Linked DNA regions of Homo sapiens: region 1 is linked to region 2. The links are chromatin contacts, found by Hi-C or POLR2A ChIA-PET in ENCODE. All regions are on one chromosome and are shown on one strand. The core of a region is the stretch at or near the end of the contact, and the rest is flanking DNA. Distances in the headings are between cores, read along the strand shown.

Region 1 (4,889 bases), core at 1,440-3,939, 520 kb after region 2:
GAGGCCGATGCAGGTGGATCACCTGTGGTCAGGAGTTTGAGACCAGCCTGGCCAACATGTTGAAACACTGTCTCTACTAAAAATACAAAATTAGCTGGGTGTGGTGGCACATGCCTGTAATCACAGCTACTCGGGAGACTGAGGCAGGAGAATCGCTTGAATCTGGGAGGCGGAGGTGTAGTGAGCTGCGATCATGCCATTGCACTCCAGCCTGGGCAACAAGAGCGAAACTCCGAATCAAAAAAAAAAAAAAAAAAAAAAACAGAAAGAAAAAAGAAAAAGAAATGGCTGGGCACATTGGCTCACGCCTGTAATCCTAGCAGTTTGGGAGGCTGAGGCGGGTAGACCACCTGAGGTCAGGAATTCAAGACCAGCCTGACCAATATGGTGAAACCCCGTCTCTACTAAAAATACAAAAATTAGCCAGGCGTGGGGGCACAAGCCAGTAATCCCAGCTACTCAGGAGGCTGAGGAAGGAGAATCGCTTGAACCCGGGAAGTGGATGTTGCAGTGGGCCAAGATCGCGCCACTGCACTCCAGCCTGTGCTACGGGAGTGAGAATCCATCTCACACAAACACACACACAAAAAGAATCAAAGGTTTTGATTGTGAGTTGCAGTAAAGGGAAAGACCATGTTCATAGCAGTGCCAATATCTGAAGTGGAGTCTTACACATTTCATCACCTACAACGAAAGTAAGTTAACTGGGAGAGATTACCAAGAGAGTAAAAAGAGACTCAGGACAAATAGCTAATGTATGCAGGACTTAAAACCTGCATGACGGGTTGATAGATGCAGCAAACCACCATGGCACACGTATACCTATGTAACAAACCTGCATGTTCTGCACATGTATCCCAGAACTTTAAGTTAAAAAATAAGCCAGGCGCGGTGGCTCACGCCTGTAATCCCAGCACTTTGGGAGGCCGAGGCGGGCAGATCACCTGAAGTCGGGAGTTCGAGACCAGCCTGAGCAACAAGGAGAAACCCCATCTCTACTAAAAATACAAAATTAGCTGGGCGTGGTGGTGCATGCCTGTAATCCCAGCTACCCAGGAGGCTGAGGCAGGAGAATTGCTTGAACCCGGGAGGCGGAGGCCATGGTGAGCTGAGATCACGCCACTGCACTCCAGCCTGGGCAACAAGAGTGAAACTCCGTCTCAAAATAAATAAATAAATAAAAATAAAAAGAGAGACTAATACAGTTGGAAAAAAAAGATTAGGCAGGACTTGTTGAGTGATTGAATATTGGCTGGAAAGGAGGCAAGGACAATCCCAGCTGTAACCTGGGTACATGGAGAGAAGAAGCAGGCCACTTTCCACACACCCACCTTGATATCCTCCTTGGTAAGCCGCGGCCAGGCCACCTTTTCCTTCCATTTTCTCACAAAACAAGTAATAGAGCGGGAAGAGCGCTTATCCTGGGAGTCCTGCCAGATAGAGAGCCTCATTCTTAGGGTCTGGGGTTTAGAATTAATCTCCAGTTTCCCTGGGCAGCCCGGTTTCCATCCAAACCTTACTGTCCCATTTCACCCTTACCTTGGAGTTCACTTTGGCATAGAACTCAATCTCATTGTACAACTCCACTCCATCGGCATTCTTGCAGCTGAGGAGACAATGAAGCTGAGGAGATGCGGAATACTCCGTGTGGGGACATTAGGAAAGGGGTAGATTCCTGGGAAGCCAGGCCCTCGGACGGCAGGGCCACTACCTGAACACAATGCGGTGATCCTCAATAAGCACGTGGACATCGGTGCTGTCCTCAACACAAAACTCCATGAACACATACCTGGGCCTGTCGTACCACAAGGTCCGGGCGTGCTGCCTGAAGAGAAGTTGAGGTGTGGCTTCATAGGGGTGGGAGAGGGAAGACTGAGGTCATTTGGGAAGGGACTACCCAGGGACCTTTGATGCCACAGTTTTTTCAAAGTGGAGCTAAATGAGACAGAAGGGGTGAAAGGGAAGGGAATGACAGGAGTGGGTGGGTGTGGTGAATGTGAACCTGGGAAGAATAGAACGTGCAAGACTAGGAAACTAGGAGGTCAGGGAGAACATTCAGGTCACACCTTCCCTCACCCCACAGTTACAGAGACCAGGGGTCCGGGGCTCCCGTGGGGCCTCACAGAACCTGGAGCGCCCAGAAGACTTGGAGCAGGGAATCTCCAGGGAAAAGGGCCAGGGGGAGCACCGGAGCCGGAAACACTCACCGTGCCATTGCGGCTCCCGCTCCAGGGTGGCATTTAGAGTTCCAGGCAGGGGCCGCTATCTTTAGATCCTGGGGACGCCCCCAGCAGCTGCCTCTCCTTATATGGTCGGGAGAGCAGTTGAGAGGAAGAGAGAACATGACCTGGCAGCCAAGGGATCTGCACTCTGGAGATACTCTGGGACAGCTTCATCCTTGCAGCCCTTCACCGTGGGGTCTTCAGAAATGCATAGACTATGAAGAGACAACCCATCTGCTGGAACCAGGGCAAAGGCTGCCCTAGACGCTACACACAGGGAATGACTTTTCCCCGGTATCATTCACCTGTTTCTCCGACGCTTACTGCTCAGTGTCTGATTCACAATAGGCGCTCAATAAAACATTATTGTCCTGAATTAAATTCCCGGGGAAGGCGCGCCCTCGGGGACTTGGGTACTTCAGGCCCCGCCCACCACTCCCCTGGGGTTCCAGGCCACCGCGCCGTTGCCATGGCAGCAGGGGGGCGCGGCTGACGTGCGGTGGTGTTTCCGGGAAGATGGCGGCTGTCGAAGCGGCTGCAGAGCCGGTAACGGTGGTGGCGGCTGTTGGGCCAAAGGCGAAAGACGAAGAGGAGGAGGAAGAGGAGCCGCTGCCACCGTGCGAGGCGGTGCGCTGGGCCCCAGTGGGGGCGGTGGCGGAGGCCCGGCCTGGGGCAACCGCGTTTTTAGAAGAGGCGACGGCCGAGGAGCCTGGCGCGGCCCCGGGCTCCCCGCCGGATTCGCCGGGCCGGACGCTGCGGCGGCTGCGGGCAGAGCGGCGGCGGCTGGACTCGGCGCTGCTGGCGCTGTCCTCGCACTTCGCGCAGGTGCAGTTCCGCCTGCGCCAGGTGGTGCGCGGGGCGCCGGCGGAGCAGCAGCGCCTTCTGCGGGAGCTCGAAGACTTCGCCTTCCGCGGCTGCCCTCACGTCCTAGGTTACGAAGGGCCCGGCGACCCCGCCAGCGATGAGGGCGATGGGCTGCCAGGGGACCGGCCATGGTTGCGGGGCGAGGACCAGGTGAGTGGCTGGAGCCGGGCCGCGAGGAATATGGGAATAGTGGGGTCGTGTGGGTGGCGATCCAGACCCGGATGATGGTGCATGCGGGGAGAAGCCTCCCCGACTCGGTCGGTGAGTACGTGTGTCGGAGACCAGGGGACTGGAGTGCGGGGCCGGCTGAAGGGCAAGAGGACAGAGGCCTGGGAACCTGAGGGTGAGCGGTGTGCACGGAGGATGTGGAGAGATGTCGGTGCGTGATGACGTGAGTGGTAGAGGAGCGGTGAGCGAAGTGAGTCGTTGAGAGGGCAGCAGAGCAGCCAAGAGCAGTGCTGCGCCCACTCACCTTTCCCTCACGTATCTCAGTCTTGAACACTTTGGCTGCTAGAGGACCCCGACTCTGGGGATTGGGAAAATTGGCAAAGGAAAGGAAAGTGAGTTGGAATCCGTGGAAATTTAGGTTAACTCCCTGTCCCTGCTTTCCTGAAATCTAGGCAGTCTTTACACTTCTTTGGGTGGGAGTTTGGATTAACAGCAGGGTCTCTTAGTAACTGAAATAAACACAACTCTTGATTAGATAAATTTCCTAATGTTGGAATTTTTCCTTTTTAAGAGACGGGAGGGTCTTGGTATGTTGCCCAGGCTGGTCTCGAACTCCTGGTCTCAAGCCATCCTCCCGCCTCAGCCTCAGGACTACAGGCGTGTGCCACCGTGCAGGCTATAATGTTGAAATTTTTAAACTCTTCCTCCATCCTGCTTAATCATTAGGCATTCTGAATGAGGTCCTCTGATAACTGACAAGATCGATTCAGTGTGCCTACCCCAGAAGTAGTGAAACTATGTATAAGACACCAGGTAAACGTTTCCTTACAAGCTTTGCATCTCTGGAAGTGCACAAAGTGCTGGCTTTATTGGAAGTGTTGAGGTACACTGCCTTTTCACTTTTTTTTTTTGAGACAGAGTCTCACTCTGTCACCTAGGCCAGACTGCATTGGCGCAATTTCTGCTTACTGCAACCTCTGCCTCCTGGGCTCAAGCAATCCTCCTGCCTCAGCTTCCCCAGTATCTGGGACTACAGGTGTGTGCCACCACACCCAGTTAATTTTGTTTATTTTTTGTTGAGGCGGGGTTTCACCACATTGCCCAGGCTGGTCTCGAACTCCTGAGCTCAAGCGATCTGCCCTCCTCAGCCTACCAAAGTGCTGGGATTAGAGAAGTGAGCCACCATGCCCCATCCCTTTTCACCATTTTATTCTTCAAACTACAATCTACATGTGGCTTTCTTCCCACTTACATTGGTTTTAGCCAAGAAGATTTATCAAGCAGATAATGATTTGTTTATTTTAGTCTGAACTGTTTCCAGTGCAATCCTGTGTTTACTGTTCCACCCTTCTCCACATACCTGCAACTCCTTACACAAGGAGCAGCCACCTCAAACTGTCAGATTTAAGGGCTAGAAAGGGGTGGACAGCACCAAAGGTTCTACATGATAGGAAACTCTGTTGTTCATTTTCACCTTTAGAAACAGTAGGCCAACCCCATTTTCCATGATGTGATTATGACACATTGCATGCCTGTAGCAACATTTCATGTACCCCATAAATATATACACATACTATGTACCCATAAAAATTAAAAACTAGCCCAGCGCAGTGGCTCACGCCTGTAATCCTAGCA
Region 2 (4,427 bases), core at 268-2,767:
CCGGTTTTCTGAGTTTTTCCTGATACAATTCTGGTTATCACAAACGACTTGAGATCCCTACTCTTCTTTAAAAGGGCAAGAAAAGGGAATCAATATCAATATTTGATAATGGCATTTAAAAAATAATAGACATCACTTTTGCGTTTAAAAAATGTTTTTCAATATTTAATTTACAAGTTGAGTACAAGCCATAAAAAATGTTTTTAAAATAAATTTGAGGAATTGAAAACTCCTAAGTGGTCAATTGAGCCCACATGAATCTACCAAACAAGACTGAAATGTACTTTCACAACATATGGTCTGATGAGGTTTTTCCTGTTAAACAGAGAAAAATAGACCCGGGGAAGTTGCTGGAAGGCATGAACCATGTACCATTTAAAGAGAGGTTTTCCATACTTATGCAAATGAGACCCCGTTAAAGACTCTACTACAGGATCTAAAGCTAGCCGCTCCCCAGTCTGGGGCTCAAATGTTCTCATCTGTAAAATAAGGGAAAAGAGAAAGGGTGGTATATGTGTCTGCGTATTAATTATTTGAGTGTGTGTGTGAATTCTTTGGATATGAAAATAAAGAGAGAAGACATTAATTATTTGGGTGCGTATGTGTGAATTAATTCTTTGGATATGAAAATAAAGAGAGGGCCGGGCGCGGTGGCTCACACCTGTAATCCCAGCACTTTGGGAGGCCGAGGCGGGTGGAGGCCAGGACCAGTCTGGGCAACATGGCGAAACCCCATCTCTACAAAAAATACAAAAATAGCCGGGTGGCGTGGTGCGTGCCTGTAATCTCAGCTACTAGGGAGGCTGAGGCAGGAGAATCCCCTGAACCCGGGAGGCGGAGGCTGCAGTGAGCCGAGAACGCGCCACTGCATTCCCGCCTGGGAAACAGACCATCTAAAAAAAAAAAAAAAAAAAAAAAAAAAAGGCCGGGCGTGGTGGCTCACGCTTGTAATCCCAACACTTTGGGAGGCCGAGGCGGGTGGATCACGAGGTCAGAATTCGAGACTCAGCCTGGCCAACATAGTGAAACCCCGTCTCTACTTAAAAAAAAAAAAAATACAAAAATTAGCCGGGCATGGTGGTGCGTGCCTGTAGTCCCAGCTACTTGGGAGGCTGAGGCAGGAGAATCGCTTGAACCCGGGAGGTGGAGGTTGCAGTGGGCCGAGATCACGCCACTGCACTCCTGCTTGAGCAACAGAATGAGACTTCAAAAAAAAAAAAAGAAAGAGAAAAGACAACCTACCCCAGTATAAGGGGTAAGAAAAAGGATTCAGGGAGGCTCAGGAACTTAAGGCCTCGAGCACCTGCACCTCCAGCCCCACCCGCTAACCCTCCCCAGCGTGGAGATACAGCACAGGGGCCAACATGGCGTCAGCACGCTGGGTCTCGCCTGCGACCCCCGTGACTCCGCACTGCTGCAGCCCGGGCGAGGCTGCGCCCCATTGGCCAACTGCAATGAGGTCATTGCGGGGGCGGGGGCCGGCGGCGGCGCAGGGGCGGGGCTTTACGGACGCAAGCACGTCGAAGCGCTGCTCCTGGAGCCGCGGAGGGTGCGGGTTTGGCTGCGGTGGTTTCTGTGGCGGTTGCTGTGGCGGAGTTTGGAGGTGAGTGGGGGCTGTAGGTTTAGCGCAACAGGGAGCGGCCCTCGATGGACGTAGGAAATCCTTCTAAGAGCCCCCTTGATTGTCAGAGGAATTAGCGGGGATCTGACGTCTTCGAGATAAAATGGGGGTTCGCCCCCTCCTTGGGCACCCCTCCTCTGCCCTGAGGAACCGGAGGCTCACTGCCCTTTGGAAGCCCCGCATCTCTTCCCTGCTTTAAGGGGTAGGCGGAGGAACCGGAGGTTATTGGATAGGCAGAAGAATTTAGGGGGCTTCTTAAAGGGTTTCTCAGTTTGGGGGTTTTCCTCTCCTTTTTTCCCATCTCAAGGTAGATGAGCCTGAGTCCAGAGAATTCCTGCTCATTGGGTAGACAGGAAATGAAGCAGGTGAATACCGTGGGAGGAGGCGAGGACCGGATGACAGGAGTGAGATTCTTCTAGGCAGGGCGCGGGGGCGCTGTAGTTGGACTCATCTTTTGCAGAATTGCTGTTTCTTCATATTTTGTTTTGTGATCGTCCAGAACTACTTTGGCCTAATTAGTTTTCTGTTAGCCTCCATTGCTATAGAGATATTCTTGGGAGACCTATAATCATTAAAGAGCAGGAGGACGGAGGCGACTCGTTGGAGGCTTATCATTATCCACAGCTCCTGAACTATGCTGACCAGGCCTAATTTTATGTGTTTAGAGGTTGTAGAATCTCTCTTTGTTTAAGGGTGGTGCCGGTAACAGCTGATTTGGATGATTCAGATGTACAGAATCTTAAAGTCAGCCTGCATATTCTCTTGAGAAGTCCTTGCTTATGTCTGAGCTTGTGTTACTGTCTTGAACATCACATGCACAAAGGTTTGTTCGTTCAGATTTCTCAAAATGTCTCCCAGCCTTCCAGAAGAGTAAATCTTCCTTTGATGTCAGACTCATCTATCAGTACTCAGTATAGATGCCCTTATGACACTAAAAATACTGTGCATTTTTCTGAGTTTGGATACTGGACAGGCTGTGCCTTACATTAGCTGATCGAGAATAAATAATTGCAGTTTCAGGACCACTGATAGCGCCAGTTGTCTCATACCCGGCAACAGTAAGACAGCACTAAAACGAAACCTTTATTGGCTCATGAGATTTGACAGATGGAAGAATGTAATTAATCTTGAAGGTAGGGTTGAGAAACAGAAAGCTGCAGAGGTGGAAGGCTTATTCTCTGTGGCTTGATAAAACTGCTTTGTCATTATCAGTGTGTTCCTGTCATGCTTGATTTGAAATTGAGCTTAATATGCAAACTGGTTGCTTTTTCCAGATGACGGTTATTTGTTTGAATTCCTAAGTGGGGAAATATTGTTTTCTGAGGAATCTGGAAGATTAAACCCTTTAGTGTAGCCATAGCTTTAGGATAGTGCCAGAACTTTGGGCTTTTAGAAATGCGCATTGTCAGTAGAAGGGAGAAGGATAGTTACAAGGCAGACATCTTTATGAGAGGGTATTGAAGGCCTCTTCTGTTTGTTTCCTGCACTAGCAAAAACAGATTGAGCAGTGTGAAACTCACTGCCTCAATATTGTGTCCTGGGTATTTAAAGAGTTGTTTGAGGTTCCCAGTTCCTGTCTTTAATCTGGATACATTCTTATCAGTTGAGTTGCCCAAAATAATTGTCATTTGATCCTGATGTTGACTGGAATGGAAGTGACTTTTCATCTGACACTCTGTGGGACAGAATTCAGGAACTGCCTTTGCAATTTCTCCTTTCCATCTTTCTAGACAGGGTGTCAAAAACAGTTGTTGACCTGTCCTCATGGGGTGTTAGAAATGTAAATGCAAGAGCCGTAGTGGGGTGTCATTTGCTCTTAGCCCTCGTGGTAATTTCCAAAGTTATGTCATTTTCTCTTTGCTTCAGGTTGGAGAGAAATCCAGGTACTCACTAGACTGGTACCTTCTGCCACCATGGGGGAGCTTTTCCGGAGTGAAGAAATGACACTGGCCCAGCTTTTTCTACAGTCAGAGGCTGCTTATTGTTGTGTCAGTGAATTAGGAGAACTTGGAAAGGTTCAGTTTCGTGACGTAAGTAGTTGTGGGGCTGCGACTTGATTACTGCTGAACTCTATTGCTATCGTGGTCAGATGCCTTATGATGAATGTTTTGTTTTTTATTTGCAAAAATAACATTATAGCACTGACTTCCTATTGGCAGAATGCACATTTTGAGTTGTCTTTCTAAAGGTGAGAATGTTTTGTGCCAATCTTTACATGCTTTTGCTAGCTCCCACTTTCAGAACAGTCCTAAGCATTCTCCAGGTAATTGTTTGGGATGCAGGGAGAGGTTACCAAACTAACCTGATCAAGGCTTTCACTTGCTAAATAGCAAGGTATTTAAAAAAATATATTGCAGTTTTTCCATATAGTAGGACATTTTAAAAAAAATAAAATTTGAGGTATCCAGCTACAGATATATAGTATATAAATAAGCATATACTGAATATTCATTATTTTGGAATATTATACTGGGCACTTGGAGAAGCTATCTAAAGAATATGGACAATCTAGCCTGGGTACAGTGGCTCACGCCTATAATCCTAACACTTTGGGAGGCTGAGGCGGGCGGATCGGGAGGTCAGGAGTTTGAGATCAGTCTGGCCAACATGGTGAAACCCCGACTCTACTAAAAATACAAAAAAAATTAGCATGGTGGCGCAGGCCTGTAATCCCAGCCACTCGGGAGGCCGAGGCAGGAGAATCGCCTGAACCTGGGAGGCGGAGGTTGCAGTGAGCCGAGATTGTGTGATTGCACGCAGCCTGGGCGACAGAGCAAGACTCCGTCTCAAACAACAACAACAACAA

Evidence for each region. A loop is a pair of places that touch in the nucleus more often than their neighbours do. ChIA-PET counts read pairs that join two places held with the same protein, here RNA polymerase II (POLR2A). Pooled maps may share reads with other maps.
Region 1: a pooled map shows a loop between it and region 2 (6-fold over the local background). The contact joins the promoter of PTGES3L-AARSD1 here to the promoter of ATP6V0A1 in region 2. A Hi-C loop is called at or near these places in 4 of 50 pooled maps. POLR2A ChIA-PET finds 5 or more read pairs at or near these places in 3 of 52 experiments (B cell, GM12878 and OCI-LY7).

Annotation. Positions count from the first base shown.
Region 1 is chr17:42,977,839-42,982,727 of GRCh38, forward strand. PTGES3L-AARSD1 (PTGES3L-AARSD1 readthrough) reads right to left here and starts at 2,690. Exons shown (of 17, transcript NM_001136042.2): 1 at 2,208-2,690; 2 at 1,712-1,825; 3 at 1,540-1,606; 4 at 1,332-1,430. The coding sequence starts at 2,344. PTGES3L (prostaglandin E synthase 3 like) reads right to left here and starts at 2,242. Exons shown (of 7, transcript NM_001261430.2): 1 at 2,208-2,242; 2 at 1,712-1,825; 3 at 1,540-1,606; 4 at 1,332-1,430. The coding sequence starts at 2,215. It overlaps RUNDC1 (RUN domain containing 1), which reads left to right and starts at 2,727. Exons shown (of 5, transcript NM_173079.5): 1 at 2,727-3,236. The coding sequence starts at 2,739. RefSeq lists an enhancer at 2,654-2,723 and a silencer at 2,794-3,043.
Region 2 is chr17:42,457,361-42,461,787 of GRCh38, forward strand. ATP6V0A1 (ATPase H+ transporting V0 subunit a1) reads left to right here and starts at 1,518. Exons shown (of 22, transcript NM_001130021.3): 1 at 1,518-1,603; 2 at 3,488-3,651. The coding sequence starts at 3,535. RefSeq lists an enhancer at 1,138-1,227 and a silencer at 1,378-1,587.